2 separate regions of the Mus musculus genome follow, and region 2 is linked to region 1. The links are chromatin loops, found by intact Hi-C in ENCODE. Cell type or tissue: left cerebral cortex. All regions are shown on one strand. Links, peaks and the distances in the headings refer to the core of each region. The heading gives the core; the rest is flanking DNA. Region 1 has its middle 120 kb from the start of Gm33791. Region 2 has its middle 240 kb from the start of Gm51890.

Region 1 (5,381 bases), core at 200-5,199:
CCAGTCACGCCACGCCCCCTCGCCAGTCACGAGGCTTCAGCTAATCAGGGCAGCAGGGGCAAATCTCCACCAAATTGGATTCACCTGTATCCTGGTACACCTGCGCAGCACTCAAGATGTTTGTGTCTTGTATGAGGAAGTCAGGTGCAAGTCATATGACTTAGCTGCAATCCCTGGCGCCTTTGGGACTGCCGCCACACCTGCTCCTAACACACCTTTAATCCTAGAACCACGGATGATGAGGCAGGAAAATTTCTGTGAGTTTCATAGCAACCTCTTCTACAAGGGAAGTTCAAGGATTGCCAGGGCTGTTACACAGAGAAGCTCTGCCTCAGAAAGAAAAAAAGAAAAAAAAAAAAGACAGATGAAAACGAAAGCAACAACATAAAAAACAGAGGACAGGAAAGAAAAGAAGAGAGGAGAGGAGAGAGGAGAAGGAAAGGAGAGGAGAAAGAGAAAAAGGAAGAGGAAGAGAGAGAGAAGAGAAGAGAAGAGAAGAGAAGAGAAGAGAAGAAGAGAAAGTGAAAGTGAAAGCGAAACAGAGAGAGAGAAAGAGAGAGAAAGAGAAAGAGAAAGAGAAAGAGAAAGAGAAAGAGAAAGAGAAAGAGAAAGAGAAAGAGAAAGAAAGAGAAAGATAGAGAAAGCAGGCTGAGCAAGCCTTGGAGAGCAATCCAGTAAGCAGCACTCCTCCATGACCTCTGCATCAGCTTCTGCCTCCAGGTTCCTGCCTTGTATGAGTTTCCGCCCTTACTTTTTTTGATTATGAGCAGTGCAATGGGACTATAAGCTAAATAAACCCTTTCTCCCCCAACTAGCTTTGGTTATGGTGTTTCCCTGCAGCAATTGTAACCCTGACTAAGACCAATAATGGAGACTAAAATTTTCTGGAATACTCCAGAAGATGTCTCTCAGAAGACACTGAGAAAAGATGCCACTGTGAAAAAGAAAGATGGATGATTACTTTAGGCTGGGTGGCCTTGGGGCTTTCCTTTCTGTTAATAACTAGAAGGTTCTACGAGCAAAGAAGAGAAAGGGCTTTGAAAGGAGATACTGAATGGCACAAGTCCTAACTTAAAAAAAATACAAATTTTCAAATTAACTCACATAAAGCCCCAACTTGTAACGAAAAGAGGATGCTTCTGACAAGCAACGGGTTCCGTCTAATGTTTCCAAGGGGGATGAAGTAGACAGCTTCCATAGAGTGGGAGATGGAGTGGGCAGCTTCCATGGAGTGGGCAGGTTATCCACTACCTCTGCCAATGGCTATTTTTTGTACGCTTTAAGGTGCTGATATTACACAGTTCCTAAAATTCCAAGTGTTTTCATTTCTAGAAATCTCCCCTCAACTGTCCCCAACCCTCCCCCCTACCCCCACACTCCTGCCAGCTCCTGTAGAGTCTTCCTTGTGATTTCAAAGTTGGACTATCAGAGGAAAAGCTTAGGCCTGGAGATGTTGCAAGATTTCCTCTTGATAAGTAGGAATCACATTTATAAATAGCCACCTACATTTGCTCACGAAATTACCCAATGGTCTCAAATGAAGAGCCCAGGCTGATGGCAGTGTGTACTAGCAGGGTGAGCACCTGGCCCCAAGCCAGCCTTTCCAGCTAGCAAGCCAGTGTGAAGTAAAAGCAACTCTGTTGACAGCTCTGACAGAAGGTGCCACGTACAAATTAGAGTTAGTTCAGAAATTAACTGCCAGCTTATTAATTTGAAAGGAGCTTTCACTGCGCAGTTTCTCCTTTCTCAGTTTTGGGCTAAGCTTTGTTGTCTGTTGCTACTGATCTCTGCTTCCTCTGACTCTTCCGCACAACCCCTGAGACTCTGAAAGTCCTTGCTGGGAGAGATTCAGAAGGGAGAGAGAACCAGGCAGGTTTTTGCTCTTTTGAGTTTCTAATATGGCTTAGCTATTTTTCTGGCTTTCTGAACAGCTAACTTGTCAATCACGAGATCTCAGATGGCTTATTTGTAAGTCAACGGCTGAAAAAAACTTGGAATGAATAGATTAGGACCGCAAATATATTAGAAACTTTATAAGTAGTACTTTCATCCTAAAAATTAGTATATAAACATTGAAGCATATGCTTGACTACAAAAGGCTCCTAGAGCTCTATTTCTTCTAGAAATTACGTTACTATTTTGTTTTATAATCATTGAAATTGCATTTCTTGTTTATGTTTTGTTGTGTTTCAGCCATATGATTCATATGTACTGTTCTAAAATTCTTTCTGACCTGCTAATTAGATATATTTTCATATTAATAACCTAGATGTAGGTCTTTCTTTTTAAGGACTGTATAGTATTCCATTGAATGGATATGTTACTGTGTATTCAGATAATGTTTTATCAATTTTTATTTGTATTACTTACAATTATTCACTTTTTAAGAAGAGTTATAGTAAGTGTCTTTTTGGTGACATCTTGATAAGTCTTATCTGTATATTTCTGGCAGATAAATTCTTTGAAAAGTAATTTCTGAGCCAAAGGCCCAGGATCTCTTTCAACAACTACTTAAAATGCAGAGTCACCTAGGCAACGACCTTAAACCAGATCTTGTCTTAGAGTGAGAATTTCTTCTGTCTGTGATGGCCTGAAAATTAGGGAATTTCCAGAACTGCACTTCTGATGGGTCTCTTTGCTTCTTATCCAACAGGCAAGCCTAAAATGTCTTCTTTCTTGCTCATTTTTATGGGTGATAATGTGTACCTCCCACCCAGCACTTCTTTTTATTTCACTACAGCTATAACAAGCACTTACAAGAACAGCAAATCTAGGTTACCTGAAAACCTTTTCCTTGTTAACTTGGCTCAGAAAAGGAAGAGTGGGAACGGCATTGGACAGTGGACGTTCAATCGTGATTATATAAAGCTGTGCATGGGCATATTGTTAATGTTCACTCTTGGGCTTGCCTGCTCAGAACAAGTGTGATGCAGTGCATTTGTAAGATTTCTGAGGACAGCTCACAGGCCTTGTTAGGATGCACACATTTCATCGCTCTCCCTTTACACAGCTGTCCTGCAGTTTACTTTCGCAAACAGGTCTATGACTCAGCTGCATACTCCTAATAAACAAGTTTCTTAATACTCTGTGATTAGCCCCAGTAGGATGAGAGTTTAGGCAGCCCTCTTTCTGTCAAAAATCCATTTTATCAGACACAGAAATGGTCTAAATTATTTGATATGCATTAGCTCTGCAAAAGACCTCATACAGCACTAAATATTACAGTCTGTGACCCTTGCAAGCTGGAGCAGCAATTAGGCAAGCTATCTCTTCCATTCAAAACCAAAAAGGGAAAGATTCAATACTGGCAACACAAAGCACTGTACTTTCAAATCCAAGATACTTTCCTTTCACTATTGATTCCTATGACCACCCCACCAGCCCTGAGGCCTCTGTGGATACTATTACCCTCCAACCTGCTGGTGTCTCTCAAAGACCCTGCAGGGTGTCCTGTGGAACAATCCCAGAGGAACAATCAGCCAGCTTGGTTCAGGTGGAATCTGGTCTACTTTGAAAAATGCAGACTCTAGAATGGCAGGATTTAAGTGTGCCCTAGATAATTTGAAGGTACTGTAAGGTTATTGAAGATCTCCATCGTCTTCTAACATGTATCTGAAATAGTTACAACTTCAGAGTATACACGGGCAAACAGGAGGTTTTATTCCTATTTCAGAAGATGGGGGCTGGACCCTGATACCAAGAGGCCACTCAGGCTTCTTGGCCAAACCCTAAACAATGCAAAGCAAAGCAGCTCTCTCACAAACCTGGCTATCTCCTGAGAGGCTCTGCCAGATCCTGACAAATACAAAGGTGAATGCTCACAGCCAGTCATTGGACTGAGCACAGGGTCCCCGATGGAGGAGTTGGAGAAGGGACTAAAAGACCTAAGGAAGTTTGCAGCTCTATAGAGGGAGCAATGGTGTCAACAGGCCGGACCCCCTGGAGCTCCAGGGGACTGGACCACCAACCGAAGAGTACACACGGAGGGACCCATGGCTCTGGCCATATATGTGGCAGAGGGTGACCTTGTTGGACATCAGTGTGGAGCAGGCCTTGGGCCTGAGAGTGTTCGATGCCCTTGTGGAGGGAAATGCCAGAGCAGGAAGACCCTAGTGGGTGGGTGGGTGGGGCAGCACCCTCATAGAGGCAAGGGGAGGTGGGATGGGATAGGGGTTTCTGAAGGGGAGACCTAGAAAGGGGAAAACATTTGAAATGTAAATAAAGAAAATATCCAGCTTAAAAAAAAATCCTGGGTCACTCTAGAGTATCATATGGGACTTGGATCTAGCACATGTCTATTGACTAAACAAAATAGATCAAAACTGAATCTGGGATAGTGCGAACTCTGAACACCACTGGGAAATTCTATAATGCTCAAGACAGACCCATTGATGAGATATTAGAGGGACATAGGATTGCCTGCAATTCTAAGTTCAAATTACCATATAATTATACTACGCCCTATTGAAAGTACCTGCTTTAATCTCATGGCCCTTACAAGGTGCACTTGGCACACTGGCAGAGCACAGTTGTGGCTAAAGCATTGGTGACTGTTCTGTGCCTGTGTGAGACTCTATGCCCTTATACACAACTTCTTTATCTCAGATATGTGGGTTTGTTTTTTCCCCTCACTGGGTCACTAAATATGTATTACAGCAGTTACGAGCTCACATCTAAATATAACAAAGCTGAAAAGCCAGGCAGAGTCACAGTAGCAGATAACAGGACGTATTTGGATTCAGATCCACCATAGCCTTTATATTTGATCTGTCTGAATACATTTAAAATAAAGTAACTTCCCCAAAGTAAAACCGTAGGTAGTGTTAATTGAAATACACATTGGTGCACTACTGGGCAGTCGGTCCTCAGTCCCTTTTCACAGAATGGTAAATGATTTGCAAAATCCTTAAAATTTGCAAGTACAACATTTTCTTGGGGCATTTCAAATTTTCTCAGGCTTAAGCAAAAAGGATAAGTGTTATCGGTGGCTATAATATACCACTTCTGTGTATTTCTAGATCTGGAGATTTATTATGGGGCTAGCAACCTTAACAGTCAATGAGACAAGATGTTGATGTAGGAATCTGGGCTTTGCCTTGGCCAACACTTTCCAGCCAATTGAGATTTAGCAGATGTCTTCTAGAATGAAAACCTTGCATCTGAAAGACAACTACTGGCATTCTGTCAGTCTTCTGTAGGAGTATTTCTAAGGAAATGGTTACTATAATAGTGTTATAGTGCCTAGAATATACAAGATTTTATATACATAAATATATATGTTTGTGCCTTTAATACATAAAAGCTTAGGTAGTGAAATATAACCTGAGGTGTTGCTAACATGCTCTATTAAATATCATGTATTACAGGTACATCTTTCTGAT
Region 2 (5,381 bases), core at 164-5,163, 250 kb after region 1:
TCAAACTCCTTATCTCACACATGGCTATGGACAAAGCATTTTTTTTTTCCTCATTACTTGACATGGAGTAACAGTTCTAGTCTTTGATCTGATACTGACTCTTGCTAACCTCAATGTGTTCTTCACACTCTCCATTCTACACCCAGAAGAAGTGAAAGAGACTTTCAGCCAAAAGATAGAACCTGGATACTTGCATTTTTAAAAAGGTATTTTCAGTGAAAAGATAGGTAACAATATTTGATGAAATGAGATAAATTTTGCAATCAGGGAATACTGCAAGTAATGTGTATTTACCCTACCAGTCATTTTAAAGAATTTCTTCTGCTGAGAACAGAAGTATCTGCTCTTTGTGTAGCAGCTTTGCCAAAGTAGCCTTTGTTTTTCTGGCGTTTAGTTTGATTTAGAAAAGAAATGGTTCCATTGTTTAAGAATGTGTGCTATCAGCAACATGTAGTTGTTTTTACTTTCTTGTTCTCTTTTCCGTGCTAAGAAAGACAAAGCACTTGCTAATTTAATTATTTTAGATACACTGAGAGTTGTCTTGCTGATATTTCCAAAGGCTTCATAAGCTAAAGAAGCAAATAACTCGTTCACTAAAATCCGTCTGTCTCTGCAGAATCCATTCAATATATACCCCCAGTGTGATTCTGAACTTGAAGTAGTACAGCTTTCAAAAATCAGTTCCTCCATAGCAAACCATGAAGAACTCTAAGAAATTGTCCCCAAAATGAAGTTCCTTTTGATTTCTTGTTTGTTCTGGTTTTGTTTTGTCTTGTTTTTCCTGAAAGTCTTCCATTGGTCCATCTGCCCTCTGCCCTCAGCATAGAATGACAATCCTTATAGGCAAAAATGAATTGATGGGGTATGCATAGTATTTATGTACTGTGTTGGCCTGTGAGTGAAAAGAGAGCAGGTGTTTTAACTCTGTAAGTATAATAAAGAGAATCCCAAACAAAACAATGCATGTGATATGTTAAAGTCAAGTCTATTTCTCCTGGTAAAGATTTCTGCCCCCTACCACTCTGACCAATGTGACCAGGATGGACCAGTCGACTACGTCCTTCATATTACTAACAGCGTGTAGCCCGTGCTAGGATATACATGCATGATAAGTGCTGAACAGCCAAGTCTGTGTTGGAAACTACAGTGCTGTGTGTTTGGGAAGAGAGCTGGTTCCTCTGAGGTGCTCAGGTCCCAGGACTGGCCTGCAGTCTGGAAGAGGCTTGAATCTGCAGTTCTACTGACTTGTGGGCTGTGCCCCCTGCTACTCTGTCTTCTCGGAAGTGGCTCTGCCACATATTTTGGGACATAGATATTTTGGGAAGTTTTTCTGCTTGCTTGTTCTTATCATTTCAGGAGAACTCAATGTAGATTTGCAAAAGTTTATAACTCAGCTTTCAGAAAGTATATGTTATTCCATGAGTATTTTCCTTTTAGTGCTCTATAAGATTAGGCTTGTTTTATAAATCACACTAGACATTTTGCGGTATACATCTCAGTTAGTATGACCTTTGTATTTATAGAAAAGAGAAATTTGTACCCTAACAAGTAATAATGAATTTAGGAATGTGGCTCAAAAGAATAAGTCATAAATTAATTTATTTATTTAGGTTCCTCAGTCTTTACTTATTAGAAAGTAAAAGTTAAAGCCAGAGTATTAGTCATATGAAAGCGGTAAAGTCGAAACTCAGAGTGGTATATTGATTGTAAATCATGACAGAGGCAGGATTCATTTGGTAGATGCTTATATTGAAATGCTGTTTTTTTATTGTTGCTTCCAGTTTAGTTGGTACCTAATGTTTTGATCTCTCCTGCCTCAAGGAGAGGCATAGAGTCCATGTAGAAGACGTATACAGGGAAAGGAACATCATTTTGGCAGAGATTAAGAACATCCTATACTATAAAATAATCATTTCAAAAACATAGATGTTAAGTACTTCTGATTGTATTTGGATCGTTTCTTCAAGCTACATCAAAATTTCAGTATTGAAAACAACTTAAGTATGGTTTTTAAATGGTTTCCAAGAAGGAAACACACCACAGAAGCTCTCCTTACCTGTGCCTATAGAAATCTGGGTATCAGGAACACCACAGCATACTTTTTACTACAGACTTTTTGCAACTGGCTTTAAATTATTAACCATGATCATTTTTAAAGCCTTGAAAATATCAAAATATCGGGGCATTTGAATATTCGCTACACATTTCAGTAGAAATTACTTAGAAATGCAGAAAAACAATAACTATACTACAGTGCATTTTAGTCTTTATCTTACTTTATTCCTGCATGGTCAGGACTGTGATTCCCACACACAAGCCAGGTCCTGTGCCTCTGGTGGTAGAAGCAGCCTGAAGTCAAAAGGATATACAGGAACTCAAATGGGAAGAGAAATAGGTGCTTTCTTTACAAAGCAAGATAATGCTGTGTTCTTTGTGTAGGGTATATTGGAAGAGTTATTTAATTTCCTTTCATTTTTGTATTTGCTTAGGCAGTAATTGTACACAGAGATCTGTGCATTCTCTGTCTTCTAGTATGTTCAAGATGTTTCTATTCATGTAGCCTTGGCTCATGTGATACCTCGGACTGGGGACCTTAAGCAAGGCTTGGGACTGTCAGCACTAGCTAAGTAGAAGTTCGAGAGAAAGACAGTGTGAGCTGGGGTGGGGGGGGTAGAGGGTCTATAAGTTAAAAAAAAATGTGTTCTATGATTGGTTACACTTTTTTTATTAGTCATTCCTGCAGTTTTATTTATATTTTTTGACTGAAACATCTTGAGAAAGCACAAACTGCTTCTCTCCATTTTAACCCTACAAATAACATAGTTATTGCAGAGACATTTCACAGTGCTTGGGGGGGGGGTACAATTTGTAGGACCCAGCATCTAATTTTTCTATTTTCTAATCCTGTTTATATATCCCTACACACCATCAGAGCCAGTCAGATGAAACCAATTACTAAGAGGAAAAAAAATCAAATTTATTTATTATATTTATTGGATGTGTCTGTTGCTTAATTATCCATTGGCAAATTTGCATGTGGCTACAGAGAAGGCAGTGGATGAGTGTGGAAGAAAGATCAATCATCAATCTCTCAACTCCATAAGGTAGCCATGAAAATAAAGAGGGCAGAATCAACTTGTCCTCTCCCCTTGTTCTTAGGGTGAGAATCTAAAACCTGACAGAAAGATATCATTTGAAAATAAAGGTGCATCTGTGTTGACATAGGAAAATACAGAAAAACTGGAAGATAGGACTTTTCTATGCAATCCACAGCCTTATGAAGTCTAAAATGCATTAGCTTTTTGGAAACACATGGTAGTTTGGATGTTTAAAGTGGAGATTGGAAATCAGGATCAATTTTCTAGCCAAGTAGATGATGGAGTCCATCTAGGGGAAGGATTATAAGTTGGGGGTCAAAATGAAAGGATAGAGAGGTAAAATGTGAGGCTGACTAATAAGAGTGAAGGCAAGCTAAGTGGTGGACACTTTCCTAGCAGGGGCAAGGCTCTGCATTTGTTCTTCAGTCCCAGTTCTGGGATGGGAGAGGCAGAGAGAATAAGGGGAATACTAGACAATGGAAAATAAGATGGTGTGTGTAAGACAGCATTGCTACACTTAAAAGAGGTTGCTGTAGTTGGCGTTTGGTGGTATGGAAAGATGCAGGCAGGCCGGCAGGTTCTTATTTCTCTTCTGTGTTTTCACTTAAAATTCTTTCTGCAACCAATCCTGGTTATCTCATCTTTTACCCTGTTACTCTAACAGAATGAATCCTGAGTGTCATTTCTCCCTTCACTTTCTAGCCACATGTCATCATAGTTTTGCAAACTTACTAAGGTGGACATTTCTTTTCAACGTGGGCGGAGGCTGAACTGGTCACTCTTTCATGGAGATTTGACAAAGCCAAATTGATAAGAGAAATATTTATATCCCTCTTCCCCTGAAAGGACAGGTACATTGTTATGTCTGGCCCATTCTGACCTTCCAAGGTAGAAACTTCAGGGAAGAAAACACCCCTTTGGAACTTAAAGACACTTGAAAGCTTTCTTCTAGGTCTCACTGAACAAGATTTGGTGTCAGAGGTACACTGTGGATGTCATTTGGAGAAAGTGCTAGCTAAATTGTCATTTGTTGCTAATTTCCATTGGTTTGGGGAAGCTTCTATCAAAGAGGCTATCCCAGCATTGGAGATTAGGATTTCTTTCTCTCTCTTTTTTTCCCCCTCTACATTTTGTCTGCAGAGAAATTAAAATGCCAACACGATTCTTGAGTATTGAAAGGAAGGGTGTGTGATCCTTGTAGACTCGGTGAGAAACATGTTAAAGATTAAGCATAACTCTATAGTTCTTCTAATCTTAACGTTAAACATTATCTTATAGTACCTTTTCTTGCAGAATAAACGTTGCTTGTAGCTGGATTCACTGCAGAAGCCAAATAGTGAATAGAGATAGAGGCTGAACTCTCGTTCCCACAGCAACAATTTTTCACTAAGCTATTCCCTAAGGCCAGTCTAGGTATATGAGGGGCACTGCTTCTTTTTATATGATTTGTGTATGTTCCCATAGATTGTGAAGTCTATTTCTGGGCAATTTTCAAGTTAAAATTGTGTTACGGCTACCCGGAAGGTTGTCATTTCTTGGTTTTTCTCTTGTCAGTCAATTCATAAGTGTTATTAAGCCCCCATGGGGTACACACAGAATCACACACAGTTTAGCGTATGTGTGTGTGAGGATTATGGCCCTGTGGTCTAGAAGCTTAGGTAAAAGAATATTACGTAGATGCATGTCTATATTTTTAAAATAAGGTTTTTAACCTAAGACGTTCAGAAAAGTTTGTCACCATGTTGCTACCCTTTTCTGATTTATTTATTTACCTATTCATCTTGGCACATGTTTACAGTGCACATTTTGCAGCATTTCCTTGCAACTTCAAATGTATTCATTCTGTGAAAAGCATGGCTTTAGGTGAGGTCAGGAATCTAATGTGTCAGCTTTCTTTCTTCTTTATTTCTATTTAAAAAAAATTCAGATAACTAATAACAGGCATGTTTACCTAAAGGGTGAGGCTGGAAGGTGAGTATTAGACTGTGTCTCTGGCTGCACAGGTTAGGTTGTTCTCAACTTCGAGGTTTCAGAATAAGAAGATATCCCAGAGCTGAAGCTTTGCAGGATGCATGCCTGTTGCCTGGGTGACTTGAATGATTGAGTGAGTGGCTAAATCACTTCCTACCCCAAGCTACCCATTTACATTGCTCATAAGTGATACATATACTTGCTATTTCCCCTAAAAAATTAAAAGGGAGAGAAAGAAGATAATTTTTGATAATTCCAGGAACTGGAAAGAGGAGAAGATGTTACCTCATTCTTCACATCCCAAGGGTGAAG

Evidence for each region. Hi-C counts contacts between places; a loop is a spot of excess contacts. Peaks named below come from ENCODE experiments on the same cell type or tissue, not always from the same donor. Only the 100,000 strongest peaks of a DNase experiment are listed, where the experiment ranks them.
Region 2: a loop joins it to region 1, with 2.1 times the contacts of the local background. A loop is called at or near these places in 2 of 42 quality-filtered maps.

Annotation. Positions count from the first base shown.
Region 1 is chr11:37,476,624-37,482,004 of GRCm38, reverse strand. No RefSeq gene overlaps it. Among named protein-coding and RNA genes, the nearest start is that of Gm33791, 120 kb to the left of the region's middle. In left cerebral cortex, for the core only: no CTCF peak of the experiment used is centred there; DNase peaks (open chromatin) are centred at 1,585 and 2,791; H3K27ac peaks cover 549 bases.
Region 2 is chr11:37,227,332-37,232,712 of GRCm38, reverse strand. It overlaps a transcript of Tenm2 not described here. Among named protein-coding and RNA genes, the nearest start is that of Gm51890, 240 kb to the right of the region's middle. In left cerebral cortex, for the core only: a CTCF peak has its summit at 2,329; no DNase peak of the experiment used is centred there; H3K4me3 peaks cover 1,089 bases.